2 separate regions of the Homo sapiens genome follow, and region 1 is linked to region 2. Evidence: chromatin contacts called from ENCODE Hi-C or POLR2A ChIA-PET data. All regions are on one chromosome and are shown on one strand. Each heading gives the region's core, a stretch centred on a gene start or an enhancer-like site at or near the end of the contact. The rest is flanking DNA. Distances are from core to core; before and after follow the strand shown. Region 1 has its middle 4.2 kb from the start of LINC00428. Region 2 overlaps EPSTI1 (epithelial stromal interaction 1).

What was found. A loop is a pair of places that touch in the nucleus more often than their neighbours do. ChIA-PET counts read pairs that join two places held with the same protein, here RNA polymerase II (POLR2A). Pooled maps may share reads with other maps.
Region 1: a loop to region 2 is called in a pooled map, with 2.7 times the contacts of the local background. The contact joins two enhancer-like sites. A Hi-C loop is called at or near these places in 2 of 168 maps with a recorded cell type or tissue (astrocyte of the cerebellum and cardiac septum) and 2 of 50 pooled maps. POLR2A ChIA-PET finds 5 or more read pairs at or near these places in 3 of 52 experiments (AG04450, activated CD4-positive, alpha-beta T cell and activated T-cell).

The regions. Positions count from the first base shown.
Region 1 is chr13:42,874,365-42,879,483 of GRCh38, forward strand. No RefSeq gene overlaps it. Among named protein-coding and RNA genes, the nearest start is that of LINC00428, 4.2 kb to the left of the region's middle. Within about 2 kb of position 2,632, at least 5 of the 41 ENCODE cell types and tissues checked have a DNase peak (open chromatin) inside an H3K27ac peak, as active enhancers do.
Region 2 is chr13:42,974,470-42,980,180 of GRCh38, forward strand. The region is part of intron 1 of EPSTI1 (epithelial stromal interaction 1); the gene reads right to left. Among named protein-coding and RNA genes, the nearest start is that of EPSTI1, 15 kb to the right of the region's middle. RefSeq lists an enhancer at 2,812-2,981. Within about 2 kb of position 2,827, at least 2 of the 41 ENCODE cell types and tissues checked have a DNase peak (open chromatin) inside an H3K27ac peak, as active enhancers do.

The sequences.
Region 1 (5,119 bases), core at 1,382-3,881, 100 kb before region 2:
AGTGCTATCATAAATTGTTTTTAAAAGTTCAAACTAAAGTTATCTTTGTGTCATAATTAAGTACAAATTTTGGCATAGCACAGTGTCATTGTAAAAGCATGTTTTTTCTAAAGAATTATGGAGCAGAAATGTACTGGGAATTAGATGTGCAACATGATTCATACTTGTACTCAAACAAGTAGTGATAATCTACCAATCAAAATAGTAGCAGTCACGAAGAATTTATAAATATGATATATATGTATACACTTAAAATATCTAAACTATAGTTTTTGCAAAAATATGATTTTAAATACAAGGCAGTATCATGTGTTTTTCTCTCTTTGCTGTCTGCCATAAGGAGAATTTTAGAAATATTTGAGCATTGAAGAAATAATTTGTATATCAATCTAAGTATCTTTTTGTTGAATTCTTTTTAAAAATTAGCTCTCTAAATCTGGGCTGAATTTGTCCAAATCAGTTAGAAATCTTTGATCAGCACTTTCAATGAATAGAGTTTCAAAAAACTTTAGCTTTCCACATGTTTAGACAATTGGAATTATTAGTAACAAGTCTTAAAAACAAGAAGACACCAAAGTGTATCCCCACCAAAGCATGAAGAAACTAAACAAATTAAGTACGTTAAAAAGAGTATATTCTCAATCCTGATATGGTCTACAGAGAAGGTTCATTTCAAATTTATTAGTCATTAAATGCAAATTTGAAGAAAATATTGGGACAATTTTATTTAAAATTTTAACATAGCAAGACCATATAAGGAAAAGAAAACATTCTTTAGAAAAATAGAATGACATGGTATTTGAGACAAATGTGTTTTCAAAAAATGACTAAAGGGGTAATTATTCTGATTATATTATTGTAAAATTTCTACTTTTTATATATGTAAAGAAGTTTTAAAAGTTTTCTTTGGTGTACACAGATATATGTTATTCTACTTTCTAGAAAAAATATTTTTGAAATAGTGTTTCAAAATAATTATTTGGCAGATCCATCAAAAAATAAAAATGTATTTGTCAGTTAGTAAATTTTTGAAAAAAGATACCAGGATTTTTAGCACTTCATTTCACTCTTAAAAGTGTCCTGATTTGAAAGATGAATTCTATGGTATCAGCTTAAAAATCACAAATTTAGAAAGGAGACTTTGTTTGCTATAAAGACTCGCAGCCTACAATGTGGCCATTCTGACAGGCTGAGAAGTGTAGCTTCTGTGAGAAGCCTCTGTCAGCGGGTACTTCGAGGGAGGGAAGGATGAGACATACGTTTTGTTGAACAGGTTGGCCAAATATATGTATATATTCAACAGGTTACGGGAGGAGCTATGCAGTCTTTCGTCCAGATATTCATGAAGGGGGAACATGGCATGCATACTGAATAAACATGCATGTTACATGCATCTCATGCTTCCCTTAGGTGGAGACTTAACATTGAAATATATTACAAGTAAGCCCTATATGTCAAAAGGTGAAGCAGGGAAAGGAAGGCACTCAAATGCACAGCATCTGTAACTCGGCTGGAACTAGTCGATCTGTGGGTGGTCTCTTAGCAGGAGAAAAATACTGAAACCAGTCTTTTATTCAATCAAAGCTGTAGTTCTGGCTTGTGGAGCAGGGGGCCTCAGTTAGTCAGCTCTGCTGGTGGATGAGCTGCAATTGTTTAATATTGCTTATCTCAAGGCCAGCGCGTGTTTAGCTGCTAGAGAAAAAGAAAAACCTTGTGGCAGTTGGAACACAGTTTCTTCTTTAACTGTAGGAGTCCATGACTTAACATGGCCTTCGGTCCTGTTTATAATGTGGTATCTCATTGTGAACAAAGAGTCTGTTCTGACAGTCTCGTGATCTCTATTTCAACATTAATGCTGGTCAGATGTTGTGTCTAAACCACAAAAGGGAGGGAAGATAAAGAGGTGCATCTGACCTCTCGTCCTGTGATGGCCAGAAACTCAGTTTTTAAAAGGTTTCTCTGGGGTCCTCTTGGCCAAGAGGCAGCCTGTTCAGTTGACTGGGGAGCTAAGGACTTTAGTTTCAGTTCTCAATAATCATCCTAGTTACACAGTCATCAGACTCACCACACCCCAAAGAAAATGAATGTTCTGTGGTTCCCCTTTCTAGGGTCTCATAGGATCAAAGTTTCCCCAGGTTGAAAGGGCTCTCAAAGAAAAGGTATGTTAATTCTCTTGAAGTTTTCAAATTTCAGTGTACCTAGGGATTTCCTTGAGAGCCTGTTATGCAAATTCCTGGTCCCTGGTAACAAGATTTGTGATGTAAGTCAAGGATGGGGCCCAGGAGTCTGTATTTTTTCCAAGACCTCACCCTCTCCCCAAGGGATTTCTTTAGAGATGTACCTGGTCAATTCTGAAATCAACTTCTAAAAGCTTTTCTTGGCATAGAGTAGAAATCTATATCCCTAAAGTACCACCCACTAGTTCTAACAATCACATAGAAAAAAAAGAATGGATTTCTCTTCCTATGATAGACCTTTAAGTATGGGAGATGCCTGTCATCATTTCCAGAGTTCTATTTTATTCAGCCTAACTACTTCGGTCTCTTCTCCAACTCTTCTTCAATACACAACACACACACACACAAACTCCTACAAGGTTACCGAGAATAAAACGTATGCCAACAAGTACAGATTAGGGTGCTATGACTCAGGAACAATGTGTGTGAAAAAGTTTAAAGATTTTAGCTGATAGTAAACTCAATATGTGTCAACAGTATGAATCATTACAAGAGAGTAGGAGAAAGGAGCAGGAGAAGAGAGAAAAAGGAAGAACAAGAAAAAAAATCTCTGCCTCTGGTTGTTGATGGTATCAAATGAGATGCTGATTATGCAGACTTCCCCTAATGTACTCTGCTGTCATGTATATTTCTTTGATCAAATATCTTCCACTTCCTAGAATACCAGCTCCACTCCTCCCCTAAAGCAATGAGCTATTTTCAAAACCATTCATCTTTCAAGATTCAGCTCAAACATCAAGTCCTCAACTGCCCCAGGATAACTTACCTCTCTCTCCTTTAAACTCCCACTGTTCTTTACACAGCTCATCACACTCGATTGTTTACACATGGCTTACTGCACTTACCACCCCCCCCCCGCCCCGCCTTCTAATGTGCTGCCTGCATGATTTCCTTAGATATTATTCTTACTGTTCAGTGTCTATCTGTCCTAGAATATGAGCTCATGAGGGCAGCTTCTGTCTTATTTAATGCTATATCTCTGGTGCCTGGAAGAGTGCCTGGCACATAGTGAGCACTCCTGGGAAAATATAATTAAAAACGAAATGTCCTCCTAACCCAGAAAAGCTTTCTACAAAGGTAAAAGGAAAACTATTTTATTATTAAATAAGCATTAAACCAGAAAGTGATGCACATTACAGGCAATCTGCTAAAGAAATGGCAAAGACCAGAAAGAACTCTCACTCTTTTATAGCTAAGGGGATACAACCCATTACCATTAGTTAGGCTTTGCAATTTGGAGTCAGACAACAACTGAAGTTACACCCCTCTCCTCTTAGGAAACCGGAAGCTAAAGCCTTAGCTTCCTTGATGATTACATCAAGGAAGAGAGGACGTCCAGGTCCTTGAAGAAACACTCCAGATTGTGAGGTAGCCCAGAGGCTTATTTAGCCACTAAAAAGATTCACATACATAGAAAAGGACAGGGAAAACTTTTTTTTTTTTTTTTTTTGAGACAGTCTCGCTCTGCCGCCCAGGCTGGAGGTGCAGTGGTGCAATCGCCGGCTCACTGTAAGTTCCGCCTCCTGGGTTCACGCCATTCTCCTGCCTCAGCCTCCCCAGTAGCTGGGACTACAGGCGCCCACCACCACTCCCAGCTAATTTTTTTTATTTTTTAGTAGAGATGGGGTTTCACCATGTTAGCCAGGATGGTCTCGATCTCCTGACCTCGTGATCCGCCGGCCTTGGCCTCCCAAAGTGCTGGGATTACAGGCGTGAGCCACCGCGCCCGGCCAGGGAAAACATTCTGAAAGAGAAAAAAGGAGTGGAGAAATTTCTTCCCTTATTTTCGACAGGAAGATTTAAGCTCCTCATCTTACATTTTTACTTGCTCTTTCTGCACTTAATCACCACATGTTGAAAAAGTAAAAACTAAAAGATGGTTTTCCCTGTAATTAACTATAAACACCTAAGGGCAAGAGCTATGTGTTATTTTCCTACACAACACCAATATAGTGTGCACTCAACAAATGTTTGTGGAAAGAGGAAGGAAGGAAGGAAAAGAAAGAGAAACAGGAAAGAGAGAAGGAGAAAGAGAGGAAGGAAGGAAGGAAAAAAAGAAAAGGAGAAAGATGATTTTGACAACTGTAAAACAATCTCCACATTAAGGACTAAGCATTAAGGGAAGAGAATCAAATAACAGACAGATAAGCTGGGCCTATCATAATAGTTATTGACTCTTCATAAACCATCTCTACATGTACATTTAGTTATGCATTGGGTAATGGTTAAAATAGATACCTAGGGTGCTTTCCAAAACTGGATTCTACAGTTCCTAGGTCACGGACTTGGCTTGTCTCCAGTTGGCCTGCTTTTATAACCACCCAGTGGGTTTTTCTTGTCCACTGCCCAGATAGAGCTAATTTATGAAGGCAGGGGAATTGCAATAGAGAAAGAATTTTACACACATAGAGCCAGCTAAACAGGACACAGGAATTTATTATTACTCAAATTGGTCTCCTCAAAAATTCGAAGGCTAGGGTTTTTCAAGGATAAAGAGACGGGGGCACAGCTAGGCAATGGGTGCTTGCTGCTGATTGGTGGGGGTACAATCATAAAAGTGTGGGAAATGGTCCTCATGCACTGAGTCACTTCTGGGTGGGGTCACAGGAGCAACTAGTGGGTCCAGGTGGAGCCATCAGTGTCAGACATACAAAAAACTTGAAAAGACATCTCAAAAGCCAATCTTAGGTTCTAAAATAGTGATGTTGTCTGCAGGAGTAATTGGGAAGTAGCATATCTTGTGACCTCCGGAATAATGGCTGGCCATCGTTTATGCCTACACCTTAGCAGAATTCAGGCTCCTATCCTCCTACTAGTCTGGTGGTTTCTCATTAGCTTTGCAAAGGTGGTTAAGCTTGCGAGGAGGGTATTATCATTTATTT
Region 2 (5,711 bases), core at 1,577-4,076:
ACACGGTGAAACCCCGTCTCTACTAAAAATACAAAAAAAATTAGCCGGGCGTGGTGGTGGGCGCCTATAGTTCCAGCTACTTGGGAGGCTGAGGCAGGAGAATGGCGTGAACCAGGGAGGCGGAGCTTGCAGTGAGCCGAGATTGCGCCACTGCACTCCCGCCTGGGCGACAGAGCAAGACTCCGTCTCAAAAAAAAAAAAAAAAGTTTTCCTTGCGAGGTCTCTCGAGTTACACAACTGCATCTTGTGTGTACATTCTTGCACAATTTTTATAACTTTTTATCAATAAGTACTCTGAAAAAATGTTATGTTGAAGTTATCAAAAATATCTTGGCTGGCTAAAAGTATTACATAACAATATCCCCTGGTGTGTACAAACTGCACCAGATGTAATTTAAATTTGTAATTAGGAGCAACACTGGTTTGACAGAAAAAGAAATGCAGTTAAGAGCAAAAGTTCGGAAAGAGAAAATTAAGTGAAAAACATAATTTCAAGCAGAATAGTAGACATGTAAAGTCTACAGTCCTGCAAAAAGTTGAAGTTTTCATAGTTCAAGAAAATCTTATCCTTGGGTATATATAAATTGAAAAAAAAAGACTTAGAGATAATCAAAGGCATTTCGATACTTATCTTTCCAGATAAGACATTCCATATTGGTTTTTGTTACATGACCTTCAATGTAAGAATCAGAAACTTACTGTTTTCAGTCAACATTGAGTCAAAACTTTTGAGGCATTTAGGTTTCCAAAAGTTTGTTCATACATAGATCAAATTCCCAAGAATAATAGAAAATGACAAGACCAGGCCGAGCGAATTACCCTTGACCCCTAAGCCTATATTATACCACCCCTGATCAAGTATTCCACATCTCCAGTGTGGAAACATTTATGAATTGTCTTTGGCCTCAGAAACTACAGAGGCTAAGATACTGTCTGCACACCCAAGAAGCTGATGTGTAATTGATTAGTTCTTTCATCAGCACAACTCATTGCCTCTGTTAGACGGCTGAATACAGACACAGTGGGTAAAGACAGATAAATAAGCAGGAAATCATCGGGGCCTTTGTTTATAGGATGCCTTTAAGAAAATGAGAGGCATACACACCCAGGATCCCCATGGCTTACTGAGATATTGTAAATTCATGCAAACTAGAAAAAAAGTGCTGCTTCTTTCAGGTGGAGGTAATCCCACACTAAGATACATGGTTTGGTATGTATCTCAGCCACAAATCACACCTTAGCTGGGCAAGTGTGTGTAGTCACCAATCTGCACAACCATATAGAATCGACCTGAGATGATGTATTTCTTCACTTAAACACACACACACACATAAGTAAAAGCCACACAAAAAAAAGTTAGCAAGAAGGAGTCACACTAAAGATATAAAGAGTGTATATGAAGTACAATATTGTAGAGACTCACCATCTTTAAGAGGCCAAAAACCAATGATGGGACCATCGTTGAGATGGAGACCAACTGGTAGGTATACTTACAAAATGTCTTGTAACTACTTCCTCAGTAAAAATAACTGTCAGAAATTCATATTTTCAGAACATAGAGATGTCAGGTCTGGGATTTGATTGGATTCCACTTACAAGCTAATAAGTTAGCCTGTTACTGTTTCACAGACACTGGCAGAAGACATGAAATTCCTGGATCAGAGTCAAAGACTTTATTACTGATGGCACAGTAGGCAGCATGAGCACCAGCTTATTTACATCTATTCTCTCTGGCCTCCAGTCTTATGATGGGCGCAACAGGATGGATGCTGCACACATGGTGTGTTTGCATTGCAGCTGATAAAATCCTTCGGGAATACACCATTTTTACAGCAGATAGTAAGTGAGCCTGGTCTTTGTCCTGGGAGAACAAACCTTATCTCTCAAGGTTCCCAGCTAAATAAATAACTCTAAGAAATAGGTTAAAGAGTGGTCTTGGCACATCCAACAAAACGTAAGTGTACCTGAGGCCCTAGGGGGACTCTCTTTTCCAGCAAGAGAATATTTAGTATTAACATTCATATTAAGAATGGCTTAATGATAAATAAATTGATATTGGCAGAAAAACCACTTACTTATGAAATGTGCTATATATTTTCTCTTCCCATTATTATTATTAATAGACTTAGAATGGATTATGTTTCTGTCTCAAGCCTTACTCAAGGTTATCTATAACTTAAAGGAAAAAACCAGAAATGCAAGACATAGTGATGTACTCCAAAATCTGTACATAGAACACTTAGAAATGAAATTCATGTTTTCTGATTTTGAAAGAAACATACTTGTAAAAGAAAATTCAGAAAACTATTTTAAAAACATTTAAAAGTCACATATAATCCCACCTCTCAAACACCACAATTACAATTTTATTTGGGTGAATTTACTTTTCATCTATGCTCTATACATATTATTACACAGTTGCAAACATATTTTAAGTACAGCTGTACATCCTGCTTTCATTTATAAGTGGTTTTCCTAATTTGATTATATATGTAACATGCTTAATTCTCAATGGCTATGTAGTATTTCATGATATTGGTGCATCATATAACCACTCAACTATTGCAACTGTTTCAATTATTCACTATTATAAATAATCCTACAGGATGTACAAAGCATAATGCTTTCAGCAGAACATTATCCAGAAGAAAACACTAACAGTCCTCTGAATTCAATACTCTGAACAGGAATGTGGGCTACATTTAAACTTTTCTTCCTTAGATATCCTATTTACATTTCAAAAATCTGAGACAACATAATCATATGATTAATTTCCACTCTTATGTGTGACATCCTTTATTCTTTAACCAAAAGAGATGTAGGCCCTACCCAACATTCACTCTCACTTCCTCCTTGCTAATAGCACTTCTGTATTATTCAGACAGAGAATGTGCCCAATTAAAAGACTACAGCCACCAACCTTCTGTATAGTTAGGTAAAATTATGTGATTAAGTTTGAGAAATTGAGACATAAGTGGAAGTCACGGAGAGAGATTTCTAGAAAGCCTCCTTTAAGTGGTGGTAGACAAATAGAAAAAGCTGTTTTGTTACTTTCCTTCTTCCTGGAAGGTTGATGTGGTAGCTGGTGCTCAAGCAACCATCTTAGTCAATGAGGCAACCTGAATATGGAAGACATGATCAGGAATGGCAGAGCAGAAAGTCAGAAGCAGTCTGGTGCTCTGTGACCATGAAAACACCACATCAGTGGTAATCCGTTGCTGTACTGCCCAACTTCAAACCCTAATTCTGTTATTTCCTATCTGTACAACTTTGAGCAGATTATTCAGTTTTTCTATTTTTTCACCTGTGAAATCGGGATAACTATCCACTTCATAGGATATAAAGTGCTGTGAACCCTGAATATCTGAGGCAGGCCTCAGTTAATTTATAAAGTTTAAAGGCCTGGTGTGGTGGCTCATGCCTGTAATCCCAGCACTTTGGGAGGCCGTGGCAGGCAGATCACGAGGTCAGGAGATCGAGACCATCCTGGCTAACACGGTGAAACCCCATCACTACTAAAAATACAAAAAAAAATTAGCTGGGTGTAGTGGCGGGCGCCTGTAGTCCCAGCTACTTGGGAGGCTGAGGCAGGAGAATGGCGTGAACCCGGGAGGCGGAGCTTGCAGTGAGCCAAGATCACGCCACTGCACTCCAGCCTGGGCCACAGAGCGAGACTCCATCTCAAAAAAAAAAAAGAAAGTTTATTTTGCCAAGGTTGAGGACGCACCCATGACACAGCTTCAAGAGGCCCTGATGACATGTGGTCTAGGTGGTCAGAGTACAGTTTGGTTTTAGACATTTTAGGAAGACATGAGACATCAAACAACATATGTAAGATGAACATTGGTTTAGTCCAGAAAGGCAGGACAACTGGAAGCAAAGGTGGGACAACGCATAGCGGGGAGGGGGCTTCCAGGTCATAATAAATAAGAGACAAACAGTTGCATTCTTTTGAGTTTCTGATTCGCCTTTCCAAAGAAGGCAATCAGATATGCATTTATCTCAGTGAGCAGAGGGCTGACTTTGAATAGAATGCAAGGCAGGTTTGCCCTGAGCAGTTCCCAGCTTGACTTTTCCCTTTAGCTTAGTGATTTGGGGACCCCAGGATTTCTTTTCATTTCACAGTTCTGAGAACAATGCCAGAAAATAACAAATATTCTATTATAGTTTTCCATTATTTGTATTAGATCATCCCTAGACTACCTACCTTCAGACTTATTTTATGGGAGAGAAATAAAGAAAGCCATAGATACTTACTTAAGATAACTAAGGGGACATCTATTGCATTGTATGTAATTATAACAACTATATATAACATATATGACATCTATTTTATATGTAACAACTTAGCCCTGAATCACTAGGACATCTCCTTTCTTCATGCTGTGACTGATTCCCTTTGCTGCATCTTCTTTCATAAATATATATCATTAAGTTTTTTCTAATTATTTCTTTATATCCCTGTTTCTGGCTCTTCCTTTTAACAACTGTATCCTGGTTCCTGATTCTTTCCTTTGAATAATAAGGACCACTGCATGAAACAAAGTAGTATTTATAAATAATACATCTTAAAAATTAGTACATATTTTTTCTCCTGTAAATGGTAGCATGATTCTGAGCCCAGGCTTTTTTCATTAAATTATGTATTAACGTATAACGTAACTACAGAAAACGGCACAAATTTTAAGCATACAGCTTCATAAGAAAAGTTCTTTTACATTCTCCAGGTTCCAAAAGAGAAAAGGAAAAAAATAACAATAGGCACAATGAGCTTTAGAATATCACCTAAAATTGTATTTCCCCCAATGTTTTAAGAAATTTTAAGCCGGTGGGGCACAGTGGCTTATGCCTGTAATCCCAGCACTTTGGGAGACTGAGGCGGGTGGATCACGAGGTCAGGAGATGGAGACCATCCTGGCTAACACGGCGAAGCCCCGTCTCTACTAAAAATACAAAAAAAAAATTAGCCGGGCGTGGTGGCGGGTGCCTGTAGTCCCAGCTACTCAGGAGGCTGAGGCAGGAGAATGGCGTGAACCCGGAAGGCGGCGGAGCTTGCAGTGAGCCGATATCGCGCCGCTGGACTCCAGCCTGGGCGACAGAGGGAGACTCCGTCTCAAAAAAAAAAAAAAAAAAGAAAAGAAAAGAAATTTTAAGCCTAACAAGCAAAGTTATATATTATTAAAATGAATATCCATATACTGTTTACTTATATTTACCAACTGTTAATGTTTTCCCACATTTGCTTTTTCTCTTTTAACCATATGAAAATAAGCTGCAGGGTCATAACACATCATCCCTAAATATTTTAGCATGTATCTCCTAAAAATAAAAACAGTCTCCTACTTAAATATAATACCATTATCACACCAAGAAATTTAACATTAATATTGCCTAATAGTCTATATTCAAATTTCCAAATTGTTTCCATTTTAATATTCTTCCCTACCTTTACCTCATCCTAGATCCAATTATGGATTACACATTTCTATGGTTTGACATGTGTTTGTAGACTCCTATGAGCTCAGACAATTTCCTTGACTTTTTTTTTCTTTCTTTCATGACTGACATATTTGAAGAGTTCAGGTAACTTTTCTTATAGAATGCTTCACAATCTGGATGTAAGGAAAAGATTATTTCCTCATGATTCGATTAGGTTAAACATTTTTAGAAAGAATACTAGATAAGACATGTTATCCAAGATGCCACTGTGA